Linked DNA regions of Homo sapiens: region 1 is linked to region 2. A link is a loop called in an ENCODE intact Hi-C map of the cell type or tissue named here. Cell type or tissue: GM12878. All regions are shown on one strand. Each heading gives the region's core, and the rest is flanking DNA. Links, peaks and the distances in the headings are about the cores only.

Region 1 (5,385 bases), core at 235-5,234, 400 kb after region 2:
CTGGGATTCTTTTCTTTTAATATCAACCTTGTAGACTTTCCCAAATCTTTTTGAATAATACTCTTGGAGATCTCCCTTACCTGGCTTCAGGCGTGAATGGGCAGAGAAAGAAGAAACTTCTTTCACCGCACTTCCATAAAGGCAAACGTCTCAGTTTTTCTTGCAGTCCTCTCCTTACTGAAACTATTGACTCTGGCCTCTTCCTATTTAGATCTGGAGAAAGAGAGGAGCCTGTAGCATAATGAGGGACGAAGTATCTGTGTCCTCTCAGAAAGCCCTGAAGGGAGTGTCTGGCCACAGTGTTTCATAAGGAGTGTAGACTTTGGCCTTAGCCACAATCCAGGACGACAAAAGATGCTCCAAAAAACATCTGGGTACAGAAGTTACAGAGAAACAGTTCCTTATCAAATGTGCTAAAGAATTTCTTACCAGTTAGAAGATTGCTAAAAAGGTTGAAGCAGATACCAAATGATTGGGGAATAAGAATTTTTTTTTTCTTTGAGACTAAGTCTTGCTCTGTTGCCCAGGCTGGAGTGCAGTGGTGCGATCTTGGCTCACCACAACCTCCACCTCCCAGGTTCAAGCGATTCTTCTGCCTCAGCCTCCAGAGTAGCTGGGACTACAGGCACATGCTACCATGCCCAGCTAATTTTTGTATTTTTAGTAGAGATGGGGTTTCTTTATGTTGGCCAGGCTGGTCTTGAACTCCTGACCTCGTGAACTGCCCGCCTTGGCCTCCCATAGTGCTGGGATTGCAGGTGTGAGCCACTGCGCCTGGCTGGGAGCAAGAAATTCTTATCTGGCATGCGGGGAAAGTAACTTCTATATCAGAGTCGTGAATTCAAAGTAGCTTCTCATATTCAACATCTCTTAAAATATAATAGAATAGCGTAGGATTGGATAGGATAGGATGAGATGGGATAGGATAGGGCAGGACAGGATCTAGTAATATAATATTTTTAAAAGAAAAATATGAGACAAATCAAACAGAGTTTAATTGAGCAAAGAAAAATTCGTGAATCGGGCAGCCTCCCAAGCCAGAGTAGGCTCAGGGATACTCCAGCACAGCCACGTGGTGGAAGAAGATTTATGGACAGAAAAAGGAGACTGACATACAGAAGATGGAAGTGAAGTACAGAAACAGCCAGATTGGTTACAGTTCGGCTTTTGCCTTATTTGGACACTGTTTGAACAATTGGCCCCCTTTCATTGTCCAAAACTCAATGATTGGCACAAAGATAGTTTACAGTTTGTTTACACTTCCACTTAGGTTATAATTCAGTATGTACACAGAAATATTTACACTGAAGTTCAAAGAGGTAAGGGGGCAGTTTTATGCTAAAGTTGATTTAACAATATCAAGTGCACCACATTAGTTACGAGTTTGCTGAGACTTTTTTTCATTCTCATTCTCTTTCTCTCTCATTCAATCGCATGTATGTACTAGGTCACAATGTAAAAGGTGTTTCTTATTGTGGATCACAGCTGAAGAATTTTGAAGCTGCTCAGCTAAAGGACTTTCCCTCTGCGAAGCTGTGATTCTCTGAAGTGGCCAAAGAAATTATGCAGTAAGGTAAGGTTTACAGCTGTTGCTGAGGTTCTTTCTCTAAGTCAAAATCTGCTTTGAGCTTGCCAACCTCAAGGTGATATTGAGGAATATTTCTTAAAACAGACAGCTGCCTTTGTAGGAGAGTGGGGAAGCATGATTATAGACCATCTGAAGGTGCTCTGTGCCCCAACTCAACCCACCAACTGTGACTTTGAAGGAAGCCCAAGCCAGAAGAGTGAATTTTGTGTCTTCCCTCAACAGCAATCAATCAATACAGAGTTAATTCTCTAGTGCCTTGCAGGTTGTCAGCAAACTTCTCAAACTGTGTTTCATACCTGGAGCTAGGGGCTGTTCTCAAAGGGCTTTTCCATTTACTTGGCGAATAGAACTAATATCCTTGAAATAACTCACAGACCAAGACAACATATAAACAAGAGCTAAGCTGCATGCAGCATACTGTAACTACAAAAGGAGTTTAGCAGCACAGAAAACGAATTAGCCAATGGGGAAGACATCTCTAAGGTAGACTTGGACTAATGTTGGGATCACTACGAAGGATGTGCTGGCTTCAGAAATCCGGAGGAAAAAGGTAGCGGCTCTTCAGTGTCAAAAGACATTAGACATAGATTTGGATGTGCCACACACATTTATCTTCCATCATGTCCACACTCCAGAAAAAAACAGCCTATTGTGCATTCCAACTAAGTCTCTTAAGCTGGGAGTTAGTCTAGGACCATGAAGAGAGAATTTTCTTTGTATCTAAATACATAATTATATTTTAGATTACTGGTTACCTTTCTCATTCACCTGTTCTATCTCAAAAACCTGTGGTATGCAACATTAACTTGGCTCTATAGAGAGCTGCATGATACATAAAAGACCTTCTATGTTCAGATTTTGTCCAACTGATGAGGAAAAAGTGTGACCCAGTAAGAGAAGTGAGAGCCTATCAGTATCAGTCAATAATATTCAAGCTATCCAGCTCTATAAACAAGGAAGATATTCGGGGTCAAAAACAGGTGAAGGTGAAGAGCAGTATAGTCAGAGAAGACATCCTGGAAGAAGTTGAATTTGTGTTTGTGACAGTCTTGTGGGTTCTATCCCACCAACCCTTCTCAGCAGTGACTCAGCAAATTGATTTCAGAGGCAGCCTCTGGGAACTTACATCCCACTGATGGGTTTATAATGAAAATGCTGACGCACTCCTAAGTCAAACCAGGACTCTTGAGCAGCACTACAGAATTGAGTGCGTCATTTCCCCCTGAACAATGCGTCTCATTCATTGCTTGAAGTGTGACCATTCATGTTGAAAATGAAATTCCGCAGTGATCTGTTTGGGGAAATTATTCAGAGCTACTCACTTAAAGATCTTGCTATCTTTTGTGGTTCTCAATTAAGGCTCACAAGAACCTCTCCAGGGTAAATTGGTGCCAATCTAGGCATTGAGAGTAGAAGGAAAAATGAAAATCTAAAGCTCGTAGGAACTTTCAAAAGTCATTTCTAAAGGCCCCTAGGGAGTAGATAACATACAGACCAAGTTATCCTGAATATAAGTTATACTGATTATAACCAGAATATCTAGAATATTGGTATAATAAGAGAAAAAACATGGATGTGAAATTAGGAAGCATTGGTCTTAGCCCTGGTTCTGCCTATAGCTACCTGGGTGCTTTGGAGTTAATGAATTATTAGACATAGAATGATAATCCTGTCCAAATATATTTTGTTAAAAATAGAAAAACATAAGGTATGCAAGGAAAAGTTTAATAATACCTGGGCTTCTTTCACCCCTAATTAATAATCATGAATATTTTGCTATATTGTCTCTTTTTTAATACACAAATCATGAACACATAGATAAAGTTTACCTGGACCCCTCACCCAATACTCAACCACTATCATGAGTTTGATGAGTTTGATTCTTTCAGTCTATTTAAAACATTGCATCTAGTTGGTCACATTTATGATGTGTTCCTATTATAATTATTAAGGATTTTAAAATTTTGCATAATAGGCATCGATGCTATATACAAAGTCTTATTCTGTAGCTTGCTTCCCCCATGTACATTTGGATTTATTTCTACCATGTTATTTTGTGTTCTCTATATACTTTTGCTTTACTTCTCTATTTCCCTCATTAACAGTCTCTTTTGAATTGATACAGTATAATTTCCTCTCTTTGCTCTTTTCTCTCTTACACAGCTTTGTAAGTTAGGCATTTTATTTCTATTGTTTTAGTGGTTGCCCTCAAATTTTTAACATATCTGTGCTGTTACTAATTTTTTTAACAAAATGCACCAAGGAAGACCTTAGTATACCTCATATCCCTTAGATCTCCTCACTCTAATTTTCTTGCTACTGTTGTCTGGAATTGTAATTCCAACATGTTTTAAAGATAAAGAGAAGCATATTTTCTCAATTATTTACAGTAAACACCTATGTATTTTTATCATCACAATACCTAGTTTCTTTGTGCACCAATTTTCTTGATTCCCACTTCTTCTGGATTTAATTTTTTCTGATGAATTATACCCTACAGTAGTTTTTGCAGTGAGAATCTGATAGTATTAAACTTAGTCCTTAAATGTCTGAAGATGTCTTACCATTTTACAATTACTCTTGAAGGCATAAAATTATACATTCACAATTATTTTCACATAACACTTTCACCAGGTTCTTTTATTAGTGAAAAATAAGCTGCCAACCAGATTGATGGATTTTATGGTGTCTTCATTGCAATGTCCATATGTGGGTTTATTTTTATTCCTTCTGCTGTGTGTACACATTAGGCTTTTCTAATCTGAAGGCTCCTGTGTCTTTAATTTTAGAAAATTTTAGTTATTACCTAACTCTTTTAGACCCTCTTCCCAATTATTTGTATTTTTTTCTTCTAAAATTCTTATCAGACAGATATTGTTGCTTCTCAGCCTCCAAGTCTGTTAATTTCTCTGTCATTTTTTTTAAATCATGTTTTCTGTCTTCATCCTGGAAAATTTGTTCAGTTCTTTTTTCATTTTACAATTTCATTAATTGTGTCAGCCTAGTATTTAACTCATTGTTGAGTTTCTCACTTCCATCTATAATTTCTTTGAGGATTTCACAGATACTCATTTTAAAACTTATTTTCAGATTTTCCCATTATTTCTATTTCCTTGAATAGGAACCTCTCATTTCTTTGGTTTCACTCTTCTCTTAGGAAGTTTTCTCTTGTGCTCCTTCCTGTAAAGCCATTTGATGTCACCTCAAACCTCTTGGTTGTATGGGTTGTCTGGATTCATAGGACTCCTTATATTAGCAGCTAAGCTGAAGTCTTCCTTTCATAAAAAGGTGGCAATTCCATTCTCAATGCTCATACCTTCAATAGCCTGGGAACCACGATCATGTGAGAATCTTGACTTTGGCAGTAGGTTTTGGAAAAACCATGTTCCTAGAAGCCACCTTGGGCAGGCAAGAGGGGATGTTCCAATCTCTGTGAAGTGCAGTCTGTGTCCGATCAGGAGTCCACATATCCCCATTAAAGAACCCTAGCTGGACCATACATATGGAGCTAGTCTCAACTCCCTGGTGGCCATGGGGCTTTAACCTCTGCCTATATCTATAGGTTTTCTTTCTTTGGGGATCCTTGAATTTTTTTCTTAATACTTCGTGCAGTTTTTTATTTTAAAATATAAATAAATGTATTACATTCTTTGTGTTTGGAGTTGGGGGAAAGATTATACATGAACTTTTCTCTGCTGTGGAAGTACCCTTCGTTTTTCAGACAGGAAAACTAAACCCAAGAAAATGGAATAAGCTTGCCTAAGCCACAACCTAATTGTGGTCAATATGTAGATTAG
Region 2 (5,385 bases), core at 189-5,188:
GTCTCACATATGTTTAAATTTTTGAATAATAGCACTTTCTGTGTAAGTTATAACTCCTAAGCTTCAATTTATACATGTTTTTCTCCCATGCATGTGTAACTGTGTATGGCATAGCTTTCACTCTGTCATTACATGTTTTAAATTTACCTTAAAATCAATGAATGTCATGTATTTTGCATTAATCGCAGAGCAATATGATACTGCTAGCTGTCATGACTTATTCTCTGTTAACCATGATGAAAAGCACCAAGCCACTACCCTGTCCCTACCCCTGGTGTAGCCTGGTGAGAGGTGGCCCCATCCAGGCTGAGTCACAGATGCAGGTTCAGGATCTCTTAGAATTCTCTTGGCGAAAATGGTAGCTCTCTCTTGCGCCACCTCCCAGCTGCAAAACAGAGTCCTGCTCTTTCCTTGAACCCAGTACTCTGGGGGCTGATGTTAATGGAGGACAGGTAGAAAACAGAAAGTGCATGAACCTCCAGGTGCGCCATGGAGAGAGCTCATTCCCACAGCAATTAGAGATTTTTTTTTTCTTTTCTTGAGAACACAGCATATTTTGCCCACAATTATACTTTTGCATTGACTTCCCAAACTCTCTTTCTCTTTAGCAGTCCACCTCTCTGATCTCATCTCAAATCCAGAGCCATCCTGTTCCGGAAGATAACCCAGGTTGTCATAGAGCTTGGCAGGTGGATTCATGTTGGGCTTGCTCTTGATGCTGGTGTCTTATGAACACATTCCCTGACATCTAAGCAGTCACCTGTTCTACTAAAAGCATATAGGATCCATTTGTGGACCCAAACGCTATGGATGCTTTTAGGCCAGGAAATATACACAGAGACACAAAGTGTTATATGCAACATCTGGAGATTCATAGACCCTCTTAGGAGGACCATAATCACAAAATAAGAATCCTTGGGTGCAGGGATGGACTGTTCCCTCCCAAGAAATAACATAATGTTGAGAACATGTAGACTTTCAAGACATAGTTGCTGAAACCATAACAAAAAAAATGGTGTTCAAAAATCATAAAATCTGAAGATCTCATAGATAGATCATTTAGTGGAAGCCATTCATTTTACTCATGAGAAAATTGGGCCCCAGAGAAGGAAGGTGGCTCCCTAAGGCCACACTGAGGTTAATTACAGAAATGGAAATGTCCCTCTGACCATCTTTTCTTTCTGGAACAATGAAATCCTTCCACCTAAGTGAAGGTGGACTTAACTTGGCTTTTTCTTGGGTTCTTTATAACTCCTTGAGGTATAGGAAGATACCCAGGAATCAAACTTATACCCCAGGGTGGAAAGAAAAACCAAAGTGGCTGAATCTAAAATAGCACTTCCCCTTTATGAGGAAAGTCATCATTTTTCCGGCAACAGGGGCTTTCCACAATGGTATCTCTGGGTTATAAGGAAACCTCTACTCTTCTCTGATGCTGTGTTTTTAATTTGTGGGGAGCTGGAAACCTCACACTGAGACTGAACTTAACATATTGCCCTAGGAATGGAGGTCACTTACGTGTAGCTCAGCTGTTTTCCTAAGCATTCAAAAGACCAAAATAACTCTCGCTTATCTCCTATCTTGGAGCCTGAGACCTGAACAAACATTATGTAGAGGTAAGTGTAACTTGCCCAAGGTCAGCCCCATACTTAGCCTGAAGTCAACTCATCCACATTTCATGCACTTGCCTCCACTGATAGGCAGTGCTAGGCCTCTGCTGGATTTTTTCCATCCTTTGGTTCCTCAGTGAATCAATCAATTATTTGCTTGTGTTTATTGGACTTCAGCTGTATATTAATTAGCCATTGTGGTGGGCACTGTGGACGAGATCTGGCCTACAAGAAACTTTTATGTGTTGGAGAAGTAAAATCAAAGCTTGAGGATTTTTATGAACAGAATTATGACTGTCATTAACATCTTATATTTGTGTAGACATTTAAAATGGCTGTGTGTTCCCCATAATAGCTTTAATAGACAGGTGAGAACCTTTGTGTAAGAGTGGACAGGGCCTTTCCATAGGTTGTTCTCTCTGCTTGGGATTTTTCCTGTTCCCTCCACTAGCCTCCTATGCATGCCCCACCTAAACTTGGCCTTGTTCTGAAGTCAGATCAAGTATAGGTTTTTTTCCGAGAAGCCTTGCCTATTAGATCCTGCAGCCACCCCAGATCACAGAAATGCAGGCATGCGTAGAAACACATTCCTTACCTCCTAAAACTCATCTCCTAAAACTGCACTCTTGCGCATGTGTGTGCTTATTGAAATGATGTCTCTCTACCTCCAGGTTGTGAGCTGGGTGTAGGGAAACCACAAAGATTGCTGCAGCATCACAGGGATAGTAATATCGCAGATGAACCATGATCACACTAGGCTTGAAGAAGGAGGATCAGTTTCAGAATGTGTAGGTTTGCTGGGGATGCGGAGCTAAAAAGAGGGCACAAGCAAGCTCTGTTGGAGGTATACTTGATAGGAGCTGTGGCCTTTGGTTAAGGACACAGCTAGCCTGGGGTGACCCAGCATGGAGGAAGCTGGGAAAACAATACTTCTGACCTCACTCACCTCCCTTTTGTGATCTCCTGCTGGTGCCCCTTCTTGGCTAAAACCAAAGGGTAAAGGAACCTGAATGTGTAGGTATAGAAATCAGCATCACTGGCTAGATAGCAGACCAAGAGGCAAGGGCAAGATGTCCTGCCCAGTGTGGAAGCTACCCCAGTCTTTGTTCCTTTCATCTCCTTTTCAGGTCAGTACCTTGGAAACTGTGGACAGCTGTTCATGACTGACAAATCATTCCCTACCAGAGTTAATATTTACTCCCCTTTGGCTACTGGGACCTTAGGAACCAGGTGTGTGATGGGCAGGGAAATTGTCAAAACTCAGGCTGGTGGTTGTCAGTGGTTTCTCTGGCCTGAGGGAAGTGGATTTTTATTTTATGCTAGGAGACCTCAAGGCTAATTATTCACCAAGTTGTGGTGGCTACCGTCTTAGCCCAACATAAATTTTAAAAATGCCTGCTTTGGATGTCATTTCCTTTTGATGTTTGGGGTAAGTGATGCTTCTGCTTTCACTTTCTTTTGGGGGCTGGGAGTCCTTTAGAAGCAGCAATGAAAAAAGCAGGGATTTATATTGGGATTCTGTTTATAATTCTTGAAGGATATCTATCCCCATTCTCAGATTTGATCTTCACACCAACCCTGGTGGCCTTCCGAGCACGGATCCGACAATCAAAATGTAAATAAACAGTTTCAAAATGGCAAGAACTTTGAAGAAAACCTGTGGTGCTGGGAAGGGCAGGAAGCTTTCCTGATGCATCTGTGCAGAGGGGTGAGCAGGAGTGAGCCAGTGAATGGAGAAGGGAAGAGCAGCCCAGCAATGAGGACGTTTTTCCAAAAGACCCCAAGAGGGAGTAGTTATGGCTGAGGAAATTTTGAGGAACTGGAAGATCCATGTAGGTCCAATGAACTGATGAGAAACAGTGGGAAATGAGACTGGAGTGAGTACCTGCCCCATCCTTGTTGACCGGGAGAGAAAATTACTGTCCCTAGCTTAAAAGCAGTGGGTGCCATTAAAAGACACATGCACACGTATGTTTATTGCGGCACTATTCGCCAATAGCAAAGGCTTGGAACCAACCCAAATGTCCATCAATGATAGACTGGATAAAGAAAATGTGGCACATATACACCATGGAATACTATGCAGCCATAAAAAAGGATGAGTTCACGTCCTTTGTAGGGACATGGATGAAGCTGCAAACCATCATTCTCAGCAAACTACCATAAGGACAAAAAACCAAACACTGCATGTTCTCACTCATAGGTGGGAATTGAACAATGAGAACACTTGGACATAGGAAGGGGAATATCACACACCGGGGCCTGTCGTGGGGTAGGAGGAGCGGGGAGGGATAGCATTAGGAGATATACCTAATGTAAATGACGAGTTAATGGGTGCAGCACACCAACATGGCACATGTATACATATGTAACAAACCTGCACATTGTGCACATGTACCCTAGAAATTAAAGTATTTAAAAAAAAAAGGTTAAGTAGGGGCAGGACAAGATCAGATTTGTTTGTAAAGAGATCCTTCTGGAAGTTCTAGGCAGCTACTCTTGTAGCTTGAGTGAGGGTTGAGGATGGGGCATTAGACAGAGAATGAGACAGGTTTGGGATCTGTTTCGAGGTAGAAGAAAGGAACTTCTTGACAGGGACATGACTGCCTTTGGAAAGTCATCCAGTTGAAGTGTGACATGAGTACTGTCACTACACAGCCATACTCAGCAGTAGAAGCCTTGACTTTGTTACCAATGAGGAGTATGTGTGTGCATGTGCACAGGTTTGCATATGTGTGTGGATTTGTGTGTGTGTTTCTCAACATTGGGACCATTCATGGTTGAATGACTTTTGAAGGTTGAGATGAATTTTATTTTTTTAATTTGAAAACAAATATTACACTTGTTTATTGAGCTTGCCATATAAAAAGAATGAGGTGTGCGAAAGGGAGTAATTTAACAAAGACTTTTTTTTTTTTTTTGTAATTTCTTGGTCTTTGATTTAGTTTACCCAGAATCCAAAAGGAGCACTTCCTACGTTGTGGTAGTTAAATTGTTCCTTTTCCAAGCAGACATGCCTATAAAGTCATTAATGTATTTATGGGGAACCATCTGGCCACTGGAAATGATCCATTTCATACCCTAATGAGAATGTTCTTCTCAGCCCTTCAGTCCAGCCCAGGTTAAAGGAATTAGACAGCCTGTAGGTGAACTCTGGCTACAGTAAATTTCTCACCCCACCTGGCACTTGCCTCCTTTCTTGCTCTCCTCTGCCAGGCAGAAATAATTGGCATACACCGTCCTCCAGGGAATCTCCTTTTCAAGGTTCAGATCAGAGCTGGTGCTTCCATCATTTTTTTTGCATCAATGTCACTGGCCCTGAATCTTTTTCTGAAACAGAGACAGTCATTCTTCTGAGGATCCAAATATTTTCTATGATAGTTTCTGCTCACCTTTCCTAGTCTGGTTTCATGGAAGAAAGATTCATAGATAAGTAGGTTGATTCTTGGAAAGAACCTTTGTGCAGATGGCTTTTGTTCCAGGAATCAATTATGAAGACCCACTGATACTTGTCAAGGCACAGGATTGGGGACTTTAGCTTTGCGAAAGTGTCTGACTATATACAACCAAAGAATAAGCGACAACTTTGCTTATTTGATCTCATTCAACTGGAATGCTCTCTTTCCTTGTCAGTACCCCATTCATTCTTCAAGAAAGGAGTGTCTTCCTCTGAAAAATATTCCTAGACTTCTTAGATTCCAGGTGTATCTTCCTTCCTCAGCATTCATCTTGAGCCCATGTATCTATTCCTTGTCCCACCCATGTGATTGCTTTA

The links. A loop is a pair of places that touch in the nucleus more often than their neighbours do. Peaks named below come from ENCODE experiments on the same cell type or tissue, not always from the same donor. Only the 100,000 strongest peaks of a DNase experiment are listed, where the experiment ranks them.
Region 1: it touches region 2 in a loop (3-fold over the local background); 1 of 110 quality-filtered maps calls a loop at or near these places.

What each region holds. Positions count from the first base shown.
Region 1 is chr18:45,194,910-45,200,294 of GRCh38, forward strand. It overlaps a transcript of SLC14A2 not described here. Among named protein-coding and RNA genes, the nearest start is that of MIR4319, 230 kb to the left of the region's middle. In GM12878, for the core only: no CTCF peak of the experiment used is centred there; a DNase peak (open chromatin) is centred at 2,782; H3K27ac peaks cover 1,210 bases.
Region 2 is chr18:44,797,253-44,802,637 of GRCh38, forward strand. The region is part of intron 2 of SETBP1 (SET binding protein 1); the gene reads left to right. Among named protein-coding and RNA genes, the nearest start is that of SETBP1, 120 kb to the left of the region's middle. In GM12878, for the core only: no CTCF peak of the experiment used is centred there; a DNase peak (open chromatin) is centred at 2,920; H3K27ac peaks cover 2,360 bases.